Linked DNA regions of Mus musculus: regions 2, 3 and 4 are each linked to region 1. Evidence: chromatin loops called from intact Hi-C (ENCODE). Cell type or tissue: heart. All regions are shown on one strand.

Region 1 (2,500 bases):
GCTTCCTTTAAGAGTAGAGAGGAACAGTAAGACATTTTGAGAGACTATAAGTCTTTAATTTTTTTTGTTTGTTTGTTTTATTTTGTTTTGTTTTGTTTTTCTTTTTTGTTTTTTTTGAGACAGGGTTTCTCTGTGCAGCCCTGGCTGTCCTGGAACTCACTCTGTAGACCAAGCTGGCCTCGTACTCAGAAATCCGCCTGCCTCTGCCTCCCGAGTGCTGGGATTAAAGGGCGTGCACCACCATTGCCCGGTATACCTTTAACCCTTGTTACAGCATATTGCTATAATTGTTCTGTTATGATTAATGATTGTGGCTTATAGCTTACTGTGCCAAATTTGTAAGTTAAATTTAATCAAAGGTAAACATGTATAGAAAAAACCATTGTATGTATGTGTATGGGTATGTATGTGTGTATGTGTGTATGTATGTGTGTATGTGTATATGTTGAGTATTGCTCACAGTTGCTGGTACCTACCAGGAATTTTGTCCTGTATCCTCGTAACATTCTGTCCTGGGGTGGAGAGACAGATCTGTTGTTAAAGTGTTTGCCGTGCAAGCATAAGGACCAGAGTTCGGATCCCCAGAGCCCCTGTAAATGCTGGATGGCCATAGGACCTGCCTATAATTGGAGCATTAGGAAGGGTGATACAAGGATTCAACAGAGCAAGCTAGCTAGCCAGACTCACCATACTGGTGAGCTCTGGGTTCAGCTGAGAGAGCCCATCTCATTGGATAAGATGGAGAACATTCATGGAAGACCCAGTATGAGCCTCAGACCTCCTAGGACAAACACGGGTCCATGCTCCCACACGCACGTGGATATGATATACACACATGAGGGAAAGAGAAGCTATGAAACACTCTGTTCCGATACTCTCATTGAATTTTGCTTTATAGGCTCCATTTAAGGGCATGGATGCTCTCAACTTAGCAGGCCAGGCTTGTAGCCAGAAAGATTTCTCAATCCCATAGAGTTCTCTGAGATCTGCCGGTGTCTTTGGCTGGGTCAAACTAGACACCACGATCTAATTACTTGGACTCCTCTTTTGTGTCCCTCCCAACCCTAGAGTTTTAGGCCATGAAGTTCTTTTGTTAATAGCCATAAAAAATGTAGTATTAAAATGTCCCATTATCGAGAAAGTACACCAGGCCATAAAAATAGGGCCTCCCTCATGATTGCTTCAGAGTTGACGCAAAAGCACAAATTGTAATTCCTCAGAGAACTGGCTGTGTTGAAATATTTACAGGAGGTCAGGGGTCTCCCTCCCTGCCCCCAACCCGGGAGCAGGGAGCAGAGACCCAAAGATGTGGGCAGCAGTGAAGCCAGGCAGGCCTCTCAAGCTGTGTTTATACTGGAAAGCAGTCTGGAAAATGCCCCCCATGGTTTCCCTGGAGCCTGGAGGTGGGCCTTGCAATACCAGAGGAATGAAAACAAGCCGAAGTGCTGTGTTTAGCACAATTTACTAGGAAAGGTCCCTCTGAGAGCTGCAGCCGGACCTGAGGGCTGGAAAGGAAATCGAAAGGGCAAGGGAAGTCAAAGCACAGAGCAAGGCCAAATAACAGTAATGATAGTCATAGAAATAATAATTTTTACAAAGCCACCCCAACTTGATTGAGACAGTGGAAAATTTACAAACATGAAGTCCGTGCAGCCCAGCACGTTCAAGTGGGTATGAGACAATCTGTTTTCATGTCCTCAAGTCCCAGTCGGGTCGTGAAGTCACTCCCTGAGGACTGGGCGAGCTGCTCTCTTCCCAGGGTGTCCCTGCTCCTTCAGCTCACACCCAGGAGGCTGTGGCCTGGCTGTTGTAATTTGCACTGGTTCTCTGAGGCCTGGCAGATGCAAACGACTCCTGGTAGTGGGTTGACTAAACCTTTATTACATTCCCAAGGCCCGTCAGTGATTGCCAGATGGATGGATGGATGGATGGATGGATGGATGGATGGAGGGATGGATGGATGGATGGATGGATGGATGGATAGAACGATGGGTGGATGGGTGGATGGGTGGATAGATGAATGGGGGGGTGGATGAATGGGTGGGTGGGTGGGTGAATGGATGGATGGGTAGATGGGTGGGTAGGTGGATGGGTGGGTGGTGCTCACAATTAGCCCTAGCCATTTGAAAGGCTCATGTGTGTTGTAGCCATGAGTGGAAGGCGTCTTTTTGCCTCCTCTCTGCTATCTTCCGATGGTTTGCCTTGCTCTGTACTAGGACTCACATATGAGGAGTTGTGTGACCAGAACACACCAACCAAAGCCTGCCTTCAAGGTTTGTCCAGCGTGGGGTGATGAGAGTATTCAATGGCTGAGCATACTCACTGTATAATGGTCCTGAGTTCAGATCCCAGCACACATATAAAAAGCTAGGGGTGGCCCTGGGTCCTGTAGCCCCAACACTGCAGAGGGCGGAGAAAGGATGATCAGAGCAGCATATCTGATGTCCTCCTTGGCATGCCCCATCCACCTACCTCTACCTGTGTGCATAACACACAGAGG
Region 2 (2,500 bases), 76 kb after region 1:
CCATGAGAGGGAGGGAGGGAGGGAGGGCTGAGGCTGAGCCAGCCCCATGGCTCCCCAACGCAGTGCCTCAAGAAAGGCCAGATTCCTTGTCCCAAACAGGACAAAGGCCTGCCTGCCTTCCTCCAGGGTCTTTATTGAGCTGTCACAACCTTTCCTCTTTGCTAGTTAACTGGGTGTGCTCCCTCCGGAGACACAGGAGACTAAGCGTGCCTTTCTGAGAGTTCTCCCTCCCCTCCCCCCACCCCCAGCTCTGTCCTGTGACTCTGCTCAGGGTGGATATGCCCAACCCTGACTCTTCTAGCCCTACCTCCCAACTTGGCACAAGTTCCATTGTCCCAGAGACTTGACTTACCAGCCAGAACCCGAGGGAATATTGTTAAAAGGTTGAAGCTTAAGATAATCACAGAACCATAGCCTAGTGGGGCCCTTCAAGGGCCAGGCGCTGTGTGTCTGCTCTGGCTGCAGGCCGGAAGCCAGGCCGGGGGCAAGCAGCTGCCTGGACCCTGGCAATGTTCTAGAAGTGACAGAGGAACAGGTTCTGAGGACTCAGTAGACCGTGTCAGCCTTGGCTCCCTGCAGCCTTGGGTTTCAGCCTTCTAAAGGGGGGGGCGGGGCAGCCAGTTCATCTATCATGAGCCCTGACTGGGAGAAGAACTTGAGGTGTACTTTATCATGGCTCCTACCCGATTCCCCTCTCCTCCGTTCCTCTTCTTTTCCTCCTTCTCTCTGCCTCTCCTCACCCCCTCTCTCTTTTGCCTGGTTCTAGGAACAGAACCCGCTTCACGCACATTAGGTCAGAATTCTACTACCAAACCCTGATCCAGTTTCTCCACCCAACCCCTTAGTGTGTGTGTGTGTGTGTGTGTGTGTGTGTGTGTGAGAGAGAGAGAGAGAGAGAGAGAGAGAGAGAGAGAGAGAGAGAGAGAGTATAAGCATGCTGTTATATGCTCAAGCACTTGGGTGTGTGTAGAGGCAGGGTAAACCCGGACCATCATTCCTCAGGATGAAGTTTTATTGAATCAAGAGTCCTTCAGTGGGATCCTGGGCCTGTAGATTATGCGAATCTGGACTCCCTCTGACTCTGTTTTCCCAATTTAGGGATGGCAAGCACACACCACCATGCGTTCTAAGGACAGAACTCAATTCCTTAAAATTGTGTGGCAAGAACTTTATTGACTGAGCCATCATGACCCAGCCCCTGAACCAGTTTCTTGAAGGCACCAGTTCCTCCTTGGCACAGAGTGTGGCCACAAGACCCTGAGGCTTTTGTGCAGTTGATGCAGGTTCTCCTCAGACACTCACTCCCCCTGGGTCTGTGGATCCTCGCTGTGCCTCTCACCCCGGCTCTTTACTTACTTCTGATGCTGCTGATAGATTTAGCCCCTAGAGATAGCACACAGCAAGACTCCAGCAGTGAGCAGGTGGAGCCCACTGGTGGAGGTACTACATAGTACCAACTGTCCTCCATGGAAGGACCTTGGAGTTTGTTGAATATCTTGGTGTTGAAGCGCTTTGATCCTGGTCACAGCTCTGTAGACAGAGCCTGTCGATTTGCCCAGTCTTTAGAGGCAAAGGCTGAGCCCAGAGGTGCTCCTGGCCTGGCTAGCTAGATCCCTGAGCCCCAGATACTCTACATGCTAGGAGCCCTGCACCCTTGCCCCCAGGCCTGTGGTGGTGTGAGGAGCACTCGTCAGGGCGGCTGCCACACCGACAGGGCACTGAGTCACAGGGCAGAGATGGCTTTCCATGATAGCAAGTTGGCAGATGTGGAGATACAGTCTCAGGACCTGGCGCTATGGCGCCCGCCTGCCTCCTTCCTGGCTGCTTGACACTGGTTAATTTGTGCTTGGAACGTGTCAGCGACTCTTCAGGGCCCCGGTTGGCACTCCCTGACCTTTTGTGGATGGACTTGGGGAATTGGGGTTTTACTTCCAGGTGGGTAAATGCATATTTGGAAATAAGTGTGTGGAAAGGAAGCACCCACAGACTGGCAGTATGTGAGGCCAGAGAACAATGACCACTGACAGCCTGCAGGAGGGACCCTCTGGGGATGCGTGCAGAAGTGGCTGGGAAGAGGCCTTCACACTGAGGGTTGGAGACTGGGCCACGGCTCATTAGCTGGATGGACGGGTGCCCAGAGGTGGGTGGAAAAGAGCAGGTGCCTCCTCTGAGGCGCATCATTAAACCCCTGCAGAGTTTGTGCTTGGCTTTCAGGGACGGTTGCCAAATTCTTGCCCTTGAAATAATGCTCCCAGGTCTTCCTGTTTGGAGAACGCCAGGGAAGCTGTGTGAAGGAAGGGCCGAGAAGAAATGAAAAGTGAGAGTAAAGTCCGAAGGCCTGAGGAGAACAGAGGTGACGGCAGAAACGCCACAAGTAAGGGTATTTGTTTGAAGCAAATAACCGGAGCCACGGCCAAGGTCATGTAGTACAGCCAGCAACAAGAATCCTCGGCCAACATCTGGACGGCTGGGGATTCATGAGCAAGCCAGAGGGCCTTAC
Region 3 (2,500 bases), 94 kb after region 1:
AAATAAATAAATCTTAAATAAGTAAATAAACAAATAAACCATTCCTTAACTTGCTTTGGTAAGAGTTGAATTTTAAAAAGAGAGATAGAGGAGAAGAAGAAAGGAGACACAGTCCCCTTCAGAGGTGTGCTCCTGTGACCTTAGAGCCTCAGCTGTCAATAGCACCCGCTGGGGCCCAAGTCTTTGCCTCATAGATTGTTAGGGACATTTAAGATCCAAACTGTAGCCCCTTCTGTGTGCAAGTGAGATATCACTTCCAGACCCTGCTGTGGGCCACTGGAGCTGTCAATCAAGGGACCAGTGTGGGGAGGAGGGATTGCGTGCACTGGAGATAAAGCATCAGAGATGGAGCACAGGGTCTCCAGACTTTAAAGATTACTCAGCGAGTAGTCACTTCCCTGATCCACTTCCCAGAGGAAAAACATCCGGTTTAACCTAAGAACTTCCTGGTACTCCCAGCAGAACCTTTGATAAGGAAGGAGACAAGCCTGAACTCTGAGTAACTGACAGACACTCAGCTCTCGGGTCCTTCTGAAAAGCCCCCGTCTGGACCAAAAGAAACACAACCAAACCCAAGGCTCATGTGTGACAACAGCGCCTGCTGCTCACACCTTCTCTGGCCCCTGTCTTGCCCACTTTCCAAGGGATGCCGCAGGGTCTCTTGTTAACCTTTGTCAACTCTTCAGGGCACCATAGAGGACTTGTGTGTGCAGACCTGAGCTGGCAAAGTAGAGTGCAAGACAGATGCACCCCCAAGCCTCAGGTGGGCAGAGCTGATCCCAGAACCTCTAATGTGAGGTTCGCAAAGCAAGACAGCTGAGTGAGTTAGCAGGTGGCTGGGGAAGGAAGTGGAAGCTTCCAGAATGGAAGACAGAGCCCAGTGAAGAGCAGAGAGGGGAGGGGAGGGGAATGGTGAAGACCAAAAGCTCAAGGGTGGTGTATCCTAGGTACCATCTTTGAAATAAATAAAACCCCGACATCTGTACCATCATAAACTCTATTGCTGTGGCCTCCAAGAAGGCCACACCCTCTGGAAAGAGGCCATCTTGGCAGACATCATCTAGTGTGGACAAGTCACACTTCCAGGAGCAGCTCACTTCTTTCTGTAACAGCTGTGGAAGAGAGATGGAGGGCTCCCCCTTCTGCAAGGTGGGAGAAGAGCAGAGACCCTGAACCAACCAGAGGACATGGAGCACTCGGAGTGCCAAGTGAGGACAGAGATGGGGTCAGAGGACATGGAGCACTCAGAGTGCCAAGTGAAGATGATGGTTCATCTGGGGGCAGCTCGGGGGCCCAAGGTTGAAGGTGCTGGGACAGGTAGAGAGTCGGCCACCATTCACCATGGGACGTTCGTCTGGGAATTTGGGAAGCCGGGTCTTGGTACATTTTGTGTGGTTCAAACAGCATCTTTAAGACTGGGTGGGTGCCCAGCAGAGATGTCTCTTTTGCCATTCTGGAGTCTGGAAAGGCCGGGCTGAGGGGCCAGCATCTCTTGGGGGCTTTCTTGTTTCACCCCATAGCGAAAGGCTGAAAAGCCAGAGCACTCACGCTCAGGAGAGGAGCGTGCTTCAAGGTATCTTCTCATTGGAAAGCCACTGAAGGCAAGGAACCCACCCCTCCACAATGGCGTCGACCTGCTCAGGAGAGCAGAGGCCTGGCCCTGACTCTCTATTGCAGGTCTAGCTCCCAGGTTGTCCTGGGAGTACAGCTCTAACGCCCGACCTTTGCAGGAACGCATTTATACTGTGTACCACCCAGAGAGCTTTAAGAAGAAAACTTGGGCTGAGGAGCCGGAGGGCGAACACAGTGGAGAAAGTACTTCCTGGGTAAACACCAAGACCCAGCACCCACATAAAAATCTGGGGGGCGGGGAGACCCCTGAGGGTCCCTGACTAGCCCACCTAGCCTGATCAATGAGCCCTGAGTCCCATTAAGAACTTTCTCAAAACGCAGCCCAGGTGGCTTCTGAGGAGTGATACCCATGTTGGCCTCCACACATAGATGTGAACAGGCACACAGAGGCCTCACTGCAGAGTGGATGATTCAGAAGTAAAGTCGGTAGGCTCCATCCGTGGACTGTGGCCGACGGTGCAGCCTAGAAGGCCTAGGTCAGGGCTGGGAAGCTGGGAGGCTTTGGGAAGAGAAGGCAGATGTGTTCCGGACCCACAGGATCGGCATCTGGAAAGTAGTTCAGAGGAAGAACAAGATACCAGGGAGCCAAGTCCAAAAGCCAGGGCATCCTTGAAGCCGGGAGGTACCAGGCACCCAGGAGACAGGCAGGGGCAGGAGCCGGCGTGCTCCAGATAAGGGGTGAGGTCCAAAGTCTGCAGAGGCTATGATGGGCCCAGAGGAATATCACATCTTCAGTCCCTGATAAACGTATAATAAGCCCCCATGTCCAGAAAGATAAGTTTCTCGACCTCCCGTCTTGTCTTCAGAGTGATCATAACCAGTTTGAACATGAGGATAAGCTTATCAATGTCTTACGCACCCGTTAAGG
Region 4 (2,500 bases), 47 kb before region 1:
GAAGATGCTGGGAGTTTTGCTACCATAAGTCTCTCCTGATTCTTTCTGTCTTGTTCTTACTCTTGGGACCTCTGTGCTCATCCCATGGTGTTGATTAAAAATCTGTTCCAGGTGGGCAGAGATTCGCTCTTGAACAAAGTTCCTGCTCACTGGTAGCACGCTCACATTCTACAGACCATACCAAATCTATCATATGCAGGATGGGTGACAGGGGGTCGGAAAGAAGGATGAGAATGGTAATAAAAGGACTGTTTCAGATGGGAGATGGCCCCTGATAAGGTGGTAAGAAGCAGAGGTCTGATTCTGATCTCTTGGGGTTTGTGCAAAGGGCCTGTGGCAAAAAAAACAAAAAAACAAAAACAAAAACAAAAAAACAAACAAACTACATGCAAAATTATTGGCAAGCAAGAGTATGGCAGGGGAGTGGGGGCTGGGCTTTCTCAACCCATCGCTGTAGTGGACTGGCCACCTGGCCTGTCTTTGCCACTTTGTCCCTTTCCTTCTTGCTGTTGTGTGCATTGCCAGTGTCTTTGTGTTGGCAGTTGTCAGAGTGCTCTTGGGCAATGGTTAAATGCCACCTCCCTCTGTTACTTTCTGTCTTGGTACCTTACAGGGCTTGTCAAAGGAGTAGATGTGTGCCCCAGCACCCCAGCCAGCACCAAGCCCCCCTCCCCCTTTGTTTCAAGAGCAGCTTTGTGTGATCCCTGTGTGCTCTGGGACCAAACAGCACTCCCAGGCAGTTCTGGGAATGAATGGGCAGAGTTAACCTCTATCAACTAGCAAGCTTCCCTCAGTCTGTAAAAATCTCCTCCTTTATGGGGAGGAGAGAAGGAGGGAAGCAGGCAGGGGAAGCAGTCATAACCAAATATGTCCTTACCTCGCCTCCTCTTATCTCTACCTCCCATGTCTGTTAGCACGGAACAGGGCTGTACACCCAGGGTCTTCTGTTTGCTTCCCTCCATTCCCATGACCTCGACCATGTCCCTCGGGCTCCGTTCCTGTTCCCATGTAGGTCAAGTTCTGACCCAACATACTTTCCCACTGCTTCTTGGTGCTCTTTCCATGGATTCTGATCACATTGCTGACCGAATGGAGCATATGCATCCTTCTGGCCTGTGTTTAAACAAGGAAAACATCTCAGTCACCATCCACAGCCGCCCAGGGTCTTAGGAAACCTTTAATCTTTAATTTAGTCACTACTCCTGGCTTGTGCATCTCATGTGGGCACTGGACTCGGTCTGCGGGTGCTGGGGACATCAGAGTAGGGCACACATAGGACTCACCCTACCTTCCCCAAGTCCTCACTCTGCAGAGAACTGTCTTAACCATCGACTATGTTAAAAAGTGGGAAATCGCTCAAGGCAGATGCCTTGCTGAGCATAATCATGGCCCTAGGTTCAATTCCCAGCACCAGGAAAAAAAATTACAAGCAAAATTATTGGATTATCTTTTCTTTTTCTTTTTCTTTCTTTTTTTTTTTTTTACATAAGCACTATTCAAAGTCTAGGGCACTATGAAAGTAAGCATTTTGAGTAGTGTCTGAGCTGTTCTTGGAGAGTGGCCAAGAACAACTTCTCTTTGAGTTATCTACCCAATAACAATTCTTCCCCTAACGGAGCACAGAGTTTTCTTTGGATCTATAATCTACCTGAATTCAAGGGCTATATTTGTCTTTGAAGGCTCAGACCCAATAGTAGGAAGCCGAGGCAGAAGGATTGCTATGGGTTGGAGGCCAGACGAGGCTACAAAGCAAAATAAAACAAAACACAAAACAAACAAGAAAAGACTCAAGTTTTGTATCCCCCTTGCACATATAGGGTCTCTGTGTGGTGTCGCCTAGTCATTAGCCAGTGGGAATGGCTTGGGGTGGGGGCTCAGATACAATCCCAACTTCTTGGCCCCATCTCTTTCCAATGCTTTCTTTCCAAGATATGATCAGGTGGTGTACTGGCTGGTTTTGGGTCAACTTGACACAGGCTGGAGTTATCACAAAGAAAGGAGCTTCAATTGGAGAAATGCTTCCATGAGATCCAGCTGTGGGGCATTTTCTCAGTAGGTGATCAAGGTGGGAGGGGCCTGTTCATTGTGGGTGGTGCCATCCCTGGGCTGGTAGTCCTGGGTTCTATAAGAAAGCAAGCTGTGCAAGCCAGGGGAAGCTAGTCAGTAAGGAACATCCCTCCATGGCCTTTGCATCGGCTCCTGCTTCCTGACCTGCTTGAGTTCCAGTCCTGACTTCCTTGGTGATGAACAGCAGTATGGAAGTGTAAGCTGAATAAACCCTTTCCTCCCCAACTTGCTTCTTGGTCATGATGTTTGTGCAGGAATAGAAACCCTGACTAAGGCAGGTGGTGACCACAGGACCCAAGTCACATGCTGAAGATGATCTACCAAAAAATTAAGAATGCCCATGGCCTTGGGATATGATGGTAACTGCAGCACCCACAGGCTCTCTGTCCCCTGACTGATTAGGGGGTGGTTGCAACGATCCCCTATGTGATGT

Evidence for each region. Peaks named below come from ENCODE experiments on the same cell type or tissue, not always from the same donor. Only the 100,000 strongest peaks of a DNase experiment are listed, where the experiment ranks them.
Region 2: it touches region 1 in a loop (2.0-fold over the local background); 6 of 42 quality-filtered maps call a loop at or near these places.
Region 3: a loop joins it to region 1, with 2.0 times the contacts of the local background. A loop is called at or near these places in 6 of 42 quality-filtered maps.
Region 4: it touches region 1 in a loop (1.9-fold over the local background); 3 of 42 quality-filtered maps call a loop at or near these places.

The regions. Positions count from the first base shown.
Region 1 is chr4:150,783,785-150,786,284 of GRCm38, reverse strand. No RefSeq gene overlaps it. Among named protein-coding and RNA genes, the nearest start is that of Gm51276, 13 kb to the left of the region's middle. In heart, no CTCF peak of the experiment used is centred here; DNase peaks (open chromatin) are centred at 884, 1,484 and 1,694; H3K27ac peaks cover 1,113 bases.
Region 2 is chr4:150,707,604-150,710,103 of GRCm38, reverse strand. The region is part of intron 1 of Gm36600 (a long non-coding RNA gene); the gene reads right to left. Among named protein-coding and RNA genes, the nearest start is that of Gm36600, 3.7 kb to the right of the region's middle. In heart, a CTCF peak has its summit at 1,441; DNase peaks (open chromatin) are centred at 1,353, 1,783 and 1,953; H3K27ac peaks cover 1,434 bases.
Region 3 is chr4:150,689,568-150,692,067 of GRCm38, reverse strand. No RefSeq gene overlaps it. Among named protein-coding and RNA genes, the nearest start is that of Gm36600, 14 kb to the left of the region's middle. In heart, a CTCF peak has its summit at 1,139 (motif pointing left); a DNase peak (open chromatin) is centred at 1,077; H3K27ac peaks cover 927 bases.
Region 4 is chr4:150,830,585-150,833,084 of GRCm38, reverse strand. The region is part of intron 3 of 1700045H11Rik (RIKEN cDNA 1700045H11 gene); the gene reads left to right. Among named protein-coding and RNA genes, the nearest start is that of 1700045H11Rik, 23 kb to the left of the region's middle. In heart, no CTCF peak of the experiment used is centred here; a DNase peak (open chromatin) is centred at 1,004; H3K27ac peaks cover 808 bases.